2 separate regions of the Homo sapiens genome follow, and region 1 is linked to region 2. A link is a contact called in ENCODE POLR2A ChIA-PET data. All regions are on one chromosome and are shown on one strand. The core of a region is the stretch at or near the end of the contact, and the rest is flanking DNA. Distances in the headings are between cores, read along the strand shown. Region 1 overlaps CCDC73 (coiled-coil domain containing 73). Region 2 has its middle 100 kb from the start of WT1-AS.

What was found. ChIA-PET counts read pairs that join two places held with the same protein, here RNA polymerase II (POLR2A).
Region 1: POLR2A ChIA-PET joins it to region 2 with 13 read pairs in A673. The contact joins two enhancer-like sites. POLR2A ChIA-PET finds 5 or more read pairs at or near these places in 2 of 52 experiments (A673 and H1).

The regions. Positions count from the first base shown.
Region 1 is chr11:32,657,070-32,663,534 of GRCh38, reverse strand. All of the region lies in intron 9 of CCDC73 (coiled-coil domain containing 73), which reads left to right. Among named protein-coding and RNA genes, the nearest start is that of EIF3M, 76 kb to the right of the region's middle. Within about 2 kb of position 4,719, at least 2 of the 41 ENCODE cell types and tissues checked have a DNase peak (open chromatin) inside an H3K27ac peak, as active enhancers do.
Region 2 is chr11:32,330,967-32,337,418 of GRCh38, reverse strand. No RefSeq gene overlaps it. Among named protein-coding and RNA genes, the nearest start is that of WT1-AS, 100 kb to the left of the region's middle. Within about 2 kb of position 4,003, at least 8 of the 41 ENCODE cell types and tissues checked have a DNase peak (open chromatin) inside an H3K27ac peak, as active enhancers do.

The DNA of each region.
Region 1 (6,465 bases), core at 3,470-5,969, 330 kb before region 2:
GATACAAAATCAATGTGCAAAAAATCACAAGCATCCTTATACACCAATAACAAACAGAGAGCCAAATCATGAGTGAACTCCCATTCACAATTGCTTGCAAGAGAATAAAATACCTAGGAATCCAACTTACAAGGGATGTGAAGGACCTCTTCAAGGAGTGCTACAAACCACTGCTCAATGAAATAAAAGAGGACACAAACAAATGGAACAACATTCCATGCTCATGGATAGGAAGAATCAATATCGTGAAAATGGCCATACTGCCAAAGGTAATTTATAGATTCAATGCCATCCCCATCAAGCTACCAATGACTTTCTTCACAGAATTGGAAAAAACTAAAGTTCATATGGAACCAAAAAAGACACGCATTGCCAAGACAATCCTAAGCCAAAAGAACAAAGCTGGAGGCATCACACTACCTGACTTCAAACTATACTACAAGGCTACAGTAACCAAAACAGCATGGTACTGGTACCAAAACAGAGATATAGACCAATGGAACAGAACAGAGCCCTCAGAAATAATACCACACATCTACAACCATCTGATCTTTGACAAACCTGACAAAAACAAGAAATGGGGAAAGGATTCCCTATTCAGTAAATGGTGCTGGGAAAACTGGCTAGCCATATGTAGAAAGCTGAAACTGGATCCCTTCCTTACACCTTATACAAAAATTAATTCAAGATGGATTAAAGACTTAAATGTTAGACCTAAAACCATAAAAACCCTAGAAAAAAACCTAGGCAATACCATTCAGGACATAGGCATGGGCAAGGACTTCATGTCTAAAACACCAAAAGCAATGGCAACAAAAGCCAACATTGACAATTGGGATCTAATTAAACTAAAGAGCTTCTGCGCACCAAAAGAAACTACCATCAGAGTGAACAGGCAACCTACAGAATGGGAAAAAAATTTTGCAATCTACTCATCTGACAAAGGGCTAATATCCAGAATCTACAAAGGACTCAAACAAATTTACAAGAAGAAAAAAAAAACAACCCCATCACAAAGTGGGCAAAGGAGACGAGCAGACACTTCTCAAAAGAAGACATTTATGCAGCTAACAGACACATGAAAAAATGCTCATCATCACTGGCCATCAGAGAAATGCAAATCAAAACCACAATGAGATACCATCTCACACCAGTTAGAATGGCGATCATTAAAAAGTCAGGAAACAACAGGAGCTGGAGAGTATGTGGAGAAATAAGAACACTTTTACACTGTTGGTGGGACTGTAAACTAGTTCAACCATTGTGGAAGACAGTGTGGCGATTCCTTAAGGATCTAGAAGTAGAAATACCATTTGACCCAGCCATCCCATTACTGGGTATATACCCAAAGGATTATAAAGCATGCTGCTATAAAGACACATGCACACGTATGTTTATTGCAGCACTATTCACAATAGCAAAGACTTGGAACCAACCCAAATGTCCAACCACGATAGACTGGATTGAGAAAATGTGGCACATATACACCATGGAATACTATGTAGCCATAAAAAAGGATGAGTTCATGTCCTTTGTAGGGACATGGATGAAGCTGGAAACCATCATTCTCAGCAAACTATCTCAAGGACAAAAAACCAAACACTGCATTTTCTCACTCATAGGTGGGAATTGAACAATGAGAACACATGGACGCAGGAAGGGGAACATCACACTCCGGGGACTGTTGTGGGGTCGGGGGAGAGGGGAGGGATAGCATTAGGAGATATATCTAATGCTAAATGACGAGTTAATGGGTGCAGCACACCAACATGGCACATGTATACATATGTAACAGACCTGCACATTGTGCACATGTACCCTAAAACTTAAAGTATAATAATAATAAAATAAAGAAAATGTGGCACATATACACCACGGAATACTATGCAGCCATAAAAAAGGATGAGTTCATGTCCTTTGTAGGGACATGGATGAAGCTGGAAACCATCGTTCTCAGCAAACTATTGCAAGGACAAAATCCAAACACCGCATGTTCTCACTCTCAGGTGGGAATTGAACAATGAGAACACTTGGACACAGGAAGGGGAACATCACACACTAGAGCCTGTCATGGGGTTGGGGGAGGGGGGAGGGATAGCATTAGGAGATACACCTAATGTAAATGAAGAGTTAATGGGTGCGGGAAACCACCATGGCACATGTATGCATACGTTACAAACCTGCACGTTGTCCACATGTACCATAGAACTTAAAGTATAATAAAAAAAATTGTCGATTCACTCCAATTGATGAAGAGATGAATAAAAATTAAAAGCTTAAAAAAATAAAAGGGGACATTTTTGACAATTCATGCTCCTAAACTACCAGCTCCTTATATTCCTTCACTCTGCAGAACTGCAGACTAGCATGTCACCACCTTGAAGGTATTTGATATTCTGCTGCTTTTGGGCTTTTTCATTCAGCCTTCCCCTTTCTCCAACCAGAGGATCCTTTTCTATCATCTTTACCATGACATGCCCAAATGTATTACCTCTATACCTTCACCCACTCCATTAGACTGTTCCCGCTTATGTGGAATTCCCTGCATGATGTTTCTTTTTCTTCTGTTTATATTAAGTCATTACTTCACCTTTTCTTTAAAACTTAAACCTTTCAACTGTAGCCATCCCAAGGAGGTACATGACCCAAAGCATACTGGTGTTGCTTTTCTTCTTTACCCCCTTTGTATTCTCTCTCTCTCTTTTTTTGAGTCGGGGTCTCACTCTGTTGCCCAGGGCAGAGTGCAGTGGTGCGATATCACAACTCACTGCAGTGCTGGTGAACACCTGGGCTCAAGCAGTCCTCCTACCTCAGCCTCCTGAGTAGCTGTGACCAGAGGCATGCCACTATGCCTGACTAATTTTTGTTTTTTTTTAGAGATGGGGTCTCACTATGTTGCCTAGGCTGGTCTTAAATTCCTAGGCTCAAGTAGTCCTCCTGCCTCAGCCTCCCAAAGTGCTGGGATTACAGGTATGAGCCATCACACCCAACCGGTATTCTCATTTGTAATATAAATACAATAATATCTGCTTTTCCTGTTTTATATATGTATAATAAATATAAAATTATAAAATGTATGAAAAAGCACTTTGAAAAGATGTAGAAGCTCAATATTGAAGCAAATAAAGGTAGAGCCTTTGTGGTTGAAGGAAGGGTTGGAAGAATCCTGGAGCTATACCTGTTGGCTTCTCTTCTCTGTTAGCAGCCCTGGAGGGGTACCATGGAACTGCTAAAACTTCTCAGGGCGTGATTTGAAAGTGGTTAACTGGATCCAACCTGTTTTTTTTTTTTTTTTTTTTTTTTTTGGTAGAGAGAACTGACCCAAAGAGACTGGGTGAATTAATGTCAAGCAGCTTATAAAAAAGATTTTCCACCTTGCCTCACTTTGTTTTGCATAATGGTTGTAATCAGTAGTATTCTAAGCAATCTGTAATTTTTATAACATTAGCTGAAACTGTTCTTGTAACTGACATTGTGATAATTCCCCAACATTCATTCCACCTCATTCCGTCTCCAAGCCAATTAATATTACTCTATTCCTCATGGCAGTGTTTGGTTCAGGAATGAGCATGTGATCCAATTCTGGCAAGCAAGAGGTAGTTCAAGGAAACATTTTCTTTCTCTTTAATGAGTCCCAGAATGATACAATTGCCATGTAATACCTGAATTGGCCTCTTGTTAATAGTCTAAGGAAGAGGCCCAAGAATGGAAAGTGGAGACATGAAAATAACTAGTCTATATTGAACTATATCGAGTATCCAGGTCAACCAGCCTGCCTAACTTTGTGGTCCCTGTTATAGGATAGTAAATTTCCTGATTATTTTGTGGTTTAGTTATGGTTTTCTGATATTTATAGCTAAAGCATCCTAAGTGTTACTGACACTTTGTGTTTTTCATTACCAAATACTGTGTTTTGTACAAATTTATGGATGTTTAAAACATAAAATGATTGGTTTATGACATTTATGTCATAGTTAACTTTTCCAAGGTCGTCTACTCTTAAAATAAATTCCTCTGACTCCCTGATTATCTTTTTCCTCCATTCTTCCAAAACTCTGTAAGGATAGAGTTTTGGGATAGAGTTTTGCTTTTCTCAAAGTCTTTGTTTCAGTGAGCTCAGACTTTAGTCAGCCATTCACTTCATGTGCATGACGGCATACATAGTTTTTCAATCTCACATTTCTCTTAATCTCTGGTTCTATATGTTCAACTACCTGTAGATCATCTCCTTTTGTGACTTATTGTAACTTCAGGGTTAACAGGTCACACATTGGGTTCTTCACTCTCCCATCCACTCTACCTCTGAAAAAAAAAATTCATGCAACTCTCCTTTCAAAGGAAGCTATCTTGCTGCCTGTGAAGGTGAATCATGACTGATACATAGAAACTTTATTTGAGGGAATTCCTCATGTTCAGCCTTTTGTAATTTGAAAAAAATGTAAATGAAGGACTTTTTTGAGAATAGTTAACCTATGGTTCAGGCTTAATAATTTGTATTTTTTTAGCTTTTGAAAGAATCTGTCTCAGGACATTTTCTGTCTCTTATTTTGTGTAATTTTAAATATACTTTTTGTCTCTTCCATCAGTGAAGCACACTTTCTATTTCCTTTCCATTTTTGTGTTTCTTCCTTTCGCATTTCATGGTCCCCTTTTCCTTTCTTCCAGTTTCACTTAGTCACTCTAGAATCATCTTTGACTCATTTTTGACTCATCTTTTTCCTTTATTCTCTTTGTTCAGTCTATTATATTTTTTTTTAGAATGTCTCATATTTTTTACTTTCCATTTTTCAATACTATAGACACTCATCATCTCATGCCTGGATTAATATAATAGCCTCTTAGCCAGTGTTCTTTTCTCAAGTTTTTATTCATTCTTTTTGCCAGACTAAGTTTACTAAGATACTGATTTAACTTCTATGTGCCTGACACACAGGAGGTACTTGGTATATGTAGAAGAAATGATAAATAATTCTCCTTTGCCTACCAAATCAAGTCCCAGGCTTCTTTAATTGGCTTTCCAGAGCTTTCATGATCTGGTCCATTCTACATGTTCAATATTGTTTGTTATTGCTTCTTAACAAGCATCTTCCATTCTATTTTAGCCAAAATTCTTTGTTGCCATTAGCATAATTCTTAGTTCTTTCTGCCTTTTGGTTTTGTTTTCCTCTACATCCCTTCCCATACTTGAAATGCTTTCTCTCAATGTACTTGTACTAAACAGGGTTGGACCAGGAAAGAGGTGGCACGGTGGAATGGTAATTGAGAAAAGATTAATGAACTACGTAAATGAAAGCTATTTACGTAGTTGTAGACAGAGGTAAGGGAAAACAACAAGGGATGGTGAAGCACCCCACAGATAAAAGTAGTGGGAGAATGATTAGCACACCTGTACCTGAAGAGATAAGGGAATGAAGCAGATGCTGGAATCTGGAAAGAGCTGTAGCTATAGCTGCAGAAGAAAGCCTAAGGCAGAAGCTGTGGGGTTTTTTTTTCTTTTTCTTTTTTTTTTTTAAAGAGACTAGGGTAGGGGGTGGGTTTTTATTTTTAAGAGATGGGGGCGGTGGGGGGTCACTGTGGCGCAATTATCGGTCACTGCAGCTTTGAACTCCTAGGCTCAAGTGATCCTCCAGCTTCAGCTTCCTGAGTAGCTAGGACCAGAGGCATACACCATCATGCCTGGCTTATCTTTTTATTTATTTAGAGACAGGGTCTTGCTTTGTTGCCCAGAATAGTTTTGAACTCTTGGCTTCAAGCAATCCTCCTGCCTTAGCCTCCCAAATCACTAGGATTAGCTGTGATCTTTGGTAAAGATATAGAGGTATTACCAATTTGTGGTTAGTAGGGAGGGAGCTGGTAAAATACCTCATTCTCTTTCTCTTTATAGCCTACTGATCTACTAGTACCTCCCACAGATTTAACCCAATCAGGAGCCAGAAGGCAGAGAGTTTGCTATACCCACAGATATCAGCCACATAGGGCACAGAGCAGTGTGGAGAAAGGGTGGGAAGTGAATCAGGAGTGATAAATGGAGGATATCCACTATACTACTCATTCTTCAAGGCCCAGCTCAAGGTCTACCCCCTTCATTCAAACTTTGGTTCATTCCTTCGATATATACTAATTGTTCTCTTTATGCCAGACATCAATTTGTCTGCCTGCTTTTCTAAGAATAGAGCCCTATCTCTTGACTCACGTGGTTACTTTAGCAGTCATTTTATGCAGTGTACATATCCAAAGGTGATATTTGAACTAAGACCAATGAGTCCTTTCTCCTGGATTTTGAATTTGGAGTTAGGATATACTTGGGTGAGTTTTTCCCTGGGTGGCTAAAGCTGTAACATGTAGAACTTTGAAGGTATTAGTAGCCCTGTTTTCTGCTGCTCCTCTTTCAGCTTCCTTTTGGGTTTCCTCCTATCTCAGTTGACTTTATTTCTCAGCCTTATATACTGGCTTCTTCTCTAATCT
Region 2 (6,452 bases), core at 2,754-5,253:
AGAATCTTGCAATCTCCTCTCTGGAGGGTCTGTGTCAGGCTTCCAGCCTACTGGGGAAGACGGCTGGGGCTGTATGAAAATTTTCACTTAATCCTCTTGTTTAAATACATTACCCTCTCCAGTGATTAAACCTTCAGTGTTTTGCTGGGTAGGGGGCCGTCACCCAGCTGCAACAACTTGGAGATGTTATCTAAATATTTCTTCAATAGACTTCCAACCAAAGCTCTGTTTTCTCCTCTGTTTCCCAGTTCTGCAGGGCAAATTGGGATTCTTCTCAGTGTTCACCATCATCGGTTTAGGATTCTGCTTCCTTGGCTCTTCTATCAGTTACCACTAGCCTTTAAAAAATAATAATAATAATAATAGGGCCATGCGCGGTGGCTCACGCCTGTAATCTCAGCACTTTGGGAGGCCGAGATGGGCAGATCACCAGGTCAGGAGATCGAGACCATCCTGCCTAACACAGTGAAACCCTGTCTCTACTAAAAATACAAAAAAATTAGCCGGGCATAGTGGCGGGCACCTGTAGTCCCAGCTACTCGGGAGGCTGAGGCAGGAGAATGGCATGAACCCAGGAGGCAGAGCTGAGATCACGCCACTGCACTCCAGCCTGGGCGACTGAGTGAGACTCAGTCTCAAAAAAAAAAAAAAAAAAAAAAAAAAAAAGGAAACAATTGTTCATGTCACAGTTTTCAATTTACTCACAAAGAACATCTTTTCATGTCAATAAATATTCTCTGAAAGATAATTGTACATAGTTGTCTTGTATCCCTTCATATGTATGTATCATGATTTATTTAACTAACTTTCTACTGTGGGACAAATTTTGGTTCTTTCCAAACTCTTTATATTATAAGCAACAGTGTGTTGAACATTTTTGTTGCAAAAACTCTGTTTATGCTGTTATTTCCTCAAATTCAATTCAGTGCTACTTTTGACAGTACTACTTTTGGTGGCTTTTAATCCCATGCTTTGTGAGATGAAGTCTCTGCAAATATGTATGTTTGGGAATGCTACAATTCTTCACGGGTCTGGAAACCAGTTTTAAAAGCTCCACACATTTCTGCTGTTGTACAGTTCAGTTTGGAAGCCACCGTGGTCGTAGACTCAGTTGCCATTTACCTAAGGAATGCTGTGCCGATAGAGGCCAGAGTGAAGCAGTAGAAGAAAAATGGGCAGGGCAAGGGGTGTCTGGCTTAGAATGACAAACAGCCCAAGATTAGTAGAAAGCACATGGCATAATCTACCTACTTAGCACTAGGATGTGCTTAGAGCTCTATACAGTGGGAAGTATTGCTTTAGGCAGAATTTCATTAAAAGTACTCATGACTCCTCTGAAATAAGTCACATTCATTTGGAAGCAAAACTTAAGTGTGCTTTTTTTTTTTTGATAAAAAGAGTGTTTTACACTGCTGAGATTTTTGAGTGAGGGCTCCAGAAAACAAGTACCATTTCAGCAAAGTCAGATAAAAGACAGAGTCTAGTAATTCTTAAACTAGTGAGCAGAAACCTCATAAGGCAAGCTTGTTACAAAGCAGGTTTCTGGTTTCTGGACTTCATTGCTTTTTTTTTTTTTTTTTTTTCTTAGGGGGTCTTGCTCTGTTGCCCAGGCTGGAATGCAGTGGCATGATCATGGCTCACTGCAGCCTCGACCTCCTGGGCTCAATCGATCCTCCAACCTCAGCTACCCAAGTAGCTAGGACCACAGGCATGTACCACCATGCCCAGCTAATTTTTTAATTTTTCTGTAGAGACAGGGTCTCACTGTGCTGCCGAGGCTGGTCTCAAACTCCTGGCTTCAAGCAATCCTCCTGCTTTAGCATCCCAAAATTCTGGGATTACATGCCTGAGCCACCCTGCGCAGCTCATTCTGATAGTGATAGGAAGCAGCCAAACACCTAGATAGATAGGGGTGGGTACCCGGTGAAACCCCGCCTCCAAACTGAAGACAATTTAAAGCTGAAAAGCCAAGCTACAAGTTAAATCCTCCCAGCTGATTGAGAACTTGTCTTCCTGTTTGGTGTGCTTTCCCCTGATTGGTCCCCACCCTTCACTTATTTTACAAGTACCTACCCTTTCCTAATTGGTTTTCTACACTGTCATACCCACCTTTGAGTGGTGTCTTTGCTTTAACCTTTTTAGCCTACTCACACACCAATCAGCACACACTCCCCATTTTGAGTCCATAAAGGCCCCAGACCCAGCCACACGGGGGAACTTTCCCGCCTTTGGGTAGGAGGACCAACCCTGCATCTCCTCTTTGCTGAAAGCCATTTTCATGGCTCAGTAAAATTCTCCACCTTCACCATCCTTCAACAGTCCATGTGACCTCATTCTTCTTGGACCTGGACAAGAGCTTGGGACTCACCACGTGTGGGTACCCAGAAAAGGCTGTCACACTGGCCCTTGCCAGTAGAGGGCAGCTGCCCCAAGCCACCATGAGGCAAGAGGCTGAGCTGCTAACGCACCGCCCTCCATATAACCGCCAATGGAGGAACTGAAGGAGCACTGTAACACCCTCTCTGGGGCTTCCGGGCCAGGACCCCGCACAGAACTTGCTCCTGTTTTGTGCCTGGAGCAGCTAGCTGGGTTCTGCCCTCACTTGTTCACGTGCTCCCTCCTGCAAGGGGTTGAGCCTGGCAGGCCGGCCGAGTAGAGGGGGTGCCCCCGCTGGCAGAGGGGCCGAGAAAAAGGAATCTGATGTCAGTGGTCCATGGATCACAATTTGAGAAACTTAGACTGTTTTGACTGTTTTGTCAGAAATCACCAGAGTTGCTTGAATCTGGAAACTTATCTGGAATTCCCTTGTTACCTGTCACAGGATTTTAGGCTTAAGGCTGAGAAGAGTTTTTAACATCAAACAGGGCACAACCCTTGGCTGACCGACTTCCAAGCGGCTTTTATGGAGCCAGTGTCAAGCAAACGTTTGGGATGGTAAGGTTTTCTAACGTTGTTCGGGCAGCTGTCTCTTTGCTAGGAGTACTTAAAATTCAGCAATCCCTTCAGAAAGCAAGGGCTGTCACGCTGGAAGGCTGTATAGAGCTTGGTAATGGGCTTTGAAAAGCGGTAATCAGGGAAACTGAACAAACAGGCCGGCTTGAAAAACAGGCCTCAGGAATAGGAAATGGCCACTTACAATTTGGAAGCCCATTTTTTGAGGTCCCTGTTCCTCTCTGTGTCCTTTTTGTGTTCTAACAACGCCCCTCCTCCCTCTGAGGCCTGTCGCTCTACTTTGAATAACTCTAGAGTCAAATTAAGACGCAAATACTCGAATGTTTGACCCTAACAGGTAGTCAATGCCCTCAGCCTAGAGAGTCGGGTTGGGGCCTGGCGGTGTGAAGCTCTCGCAGCTCTCAGGAGTTAGTTACTGAAAGTTCCATGAGGGAAGGTCGTTTTCGCTGCAGAGTGGCCCAAACACGCTCCCACTTCTGTCCCTCCGGGCCACAGGCTGCAGCGCAGGGCCTCTAGGGTCAAAAGTTGCGGGCGGTGAAGCCCACAGTGCCTGCCTGGGCCGTCGCGTCAATCGCGACTTGTACCCGCCGGACCCGCCCCTGCCCTTGGAGGCGCCAGCGACGCCTGCTGCAGAGGGTAAGCGCTGCGGGGTTCCCGGACGTCCTGAACCGAGCGCCGGACCGCGGGCGAGCCCTGAGATCTGCAGGTTCTCGCCAGCTCCTCCGCGCGTCAGGAGCGCCGGCCGGGGCGTCCGGTCCACCCGGGATTCAAGTTCAGATCCGCGGCGGCCTGGCTGCTTCCCTTCCGCCTGGATAGAGCTGTGGGCCCCGGGGGACTTTCAGTGGTGCAGACACCGCTCCTGCGTGGCTGGGGGCGGCAGTGTCCCTTGTTCCCAGCCGTGTACTCCCTCAGCCTCCCCTGCTGCCCTTGAACACTTTGTCCCTGCGCAGCCCAGGCCAAGGTCTGTTTGCAAACCTCCCGCGTCTCCCCGGTCAGGAGAAGCCGCCTGCTCGCTCCTCGGCTCAGCTCACGAATTCCCTCTAGAAAACACGCCGGAAGGGGGAGCTTTGGGTCAAACGAAAGCTTTTCTGTCCAGAATGGGCCGCCTTCCGTGCACCTGGTTTTAATAAGAGCCTAGGGAGAAATACGGCCGGGGGTGGGGGTGGGGGGCGAAGGATCCCCAAGAAATTCTGTCCAGAGAGAGAAAAAGGGTGCACGAGGACTGTACGTGCGCAGACGCATTCACTGTACGAGGCTTTGTAAAGACCTCGTGCACTTTTCAACTTCAATTGTAGCCTGGAGAGGATGTAGGTTGTAGTGATGTTAGAAATGGGATGTAAACCGCAGTTAAAAACACGTTTATTAACATCGAGGACAAGGAGACTGCGCAGTTGTGCACAATGTATTCTTTTCTTCCCAGTTTTCATAAGAAAAAAGAATATTGAAAAACAACTTCCGCCCCTTCCTATACTCCCACCTTCCTAATCCTCGTGCGCACTTATTTTTACATAGTTGCAATTAGAGGTACACGGCATTCTTAATTCAAATTCTGGCACAAGGGAGGTAAACTACATTCCAGCAGGGCGGAAGTCTTCATTAATTCTAAGAAAAAGATCTCCCAATACATGAACAGGAAGTTAAAGATGATATCGTGCTTTCAACCTATATTATAAAAGTTTAAAGGATAAAGGACATGAAAGGCTTTTAAAAAAGACCTTTGTCAGACGTATAAATGTAAATATGTCTGCCCAGATTATTACTGCGTGTTCTTTTAAATCCAGGGGAAAGTTCTTTCCAACAAAGAACAAAGGACTTTGATCTTTACACTCTTAACAAAATATCTCTTATCCCGCCTTGTACTAGGTTTTGAGAATACTAAATTTCCATGAAAACTTTTCTTCCTTCCTTCCTTCCTTCTTTCCTTCTTTCCTTCCTTTCTTGATGAAGTTTCACTCTGTCGCCCAGGCTGGAGTGCAATGGCGCGATCTCAGCTCACTGCAACCTCTGCCTCCCGGGTTCAAGCGATTCTCCTGCCTCAGCAATGGCTCGATCTCATCTCACTGCAACCTCCACCTCCCAGGTTCAAGTGACTCTCCTGTCTCAGCCTCCTGAGTAGCTGGGATTACAGGCACCTGCCATCTTCCCTGGCTAATTTTTGTATTTTTGTAGAGAGGGAAGTTTCATCATGTTGGCCAGGCTGGTCTTGAACTCCTGACCTCAGGTGATCTACCCACCTCAGCCTCCGAAAATGCTGGGATTACAGGCGTGAGCCACTGTGCCTGGTCTCCATGAAACATTTCTTAAACTCTTAATCAGCATTTAATCAGAGCCCTCAGGGTCTTGCACTTCTGTTCCCTCTATCTAGAATGCTTTTCCCCTTCCTTTGTGTTGCTAGCTCCTCCTTATTCAGATCCCAGCTCACATAGCTGCATACCCCATGCAACATCGAGATTTTATGTACTTCAGAGCACTAACCACAATCTGAAATGGTTTCACTAGTTTCATTATTGCCTGTCACCCATTCCCTCAATGATATAAGCTACACAAAAGTAGACACCTTGATGTTTTGTTTGCTGTTGTATTCTAGAACCATATTCCCCCCACACCCCCAGCATCTACCAGGACTGGTATCTAGTAAATACTAAAAAATAAATAAATAAAAAGTTTGCAGTATAGAGTGAAGCCAGGAGAGCACTTACTAAGAGACTGTGCCCCTTGAGGAAGCATCTTTGGTCCCCTGTGTCCCACCCCTGCCTTTTCTCCTGGGTGGCTTAGGTGTAGTTGTTCGCAGTTGCTGTCTGACTCGCTGGCCCTTCTTAGGGTCCAACCTGCAGGATCCCAGGCCAGTCCCAGGAAATAAGACCTGGAGGCAGATGGGGCCTCAGGCAGTTTCTTTTGGGTCTGGATTTTGGACTAGAGAGCAACTGGGACTTTCCCCCAGAGGCCTGGGGACCGCTGGCCCCACGAACCCTCTGACCCTTTAGCACTTCCCAGCGCTTGGCTGCATGTGTGAGGTTCCGAGGTTCGTGCATGGTGGGAGCTGCTCGTGAAAGATGCTGTGTTTATTTTGGACTCCAGGCACAGGGAATAATTAGGGGAGTGACCTGCTGCTAAAGTTGAGGTCTTTCCTTGTGGGCTGGGCCACGAGGCTGCCGTCTGGCCTGCTTGCTGGCAAAGGCCATGGATTCCTGTGGATTCCTGCGTGGTTCTCAAGAACCACGTCTCTGAGAAAGCCTTCACAAGGAAGAGGCTGGGAGTGGCGTCAAAAAAGTTTGGGCTTTCTCGTGATTCCTTGGGGATTGGTGATTGTTGAGCACCCCCTGGGCAATACTAAAGTAGAGTGTCTGGGCCTGCTTGTCCTTTCTCAAGGCTGTACGGAGATCACAGGGTCTTACAGGCCCCCCTGGCTGGGGCCTGCATGTCCAGTGGGTGGAGTTCAAAGACCACAGCTGTAGAAGGAACTGGATGTTCTGGGAACTGCCAGTTGCCAGGTAGGGAGA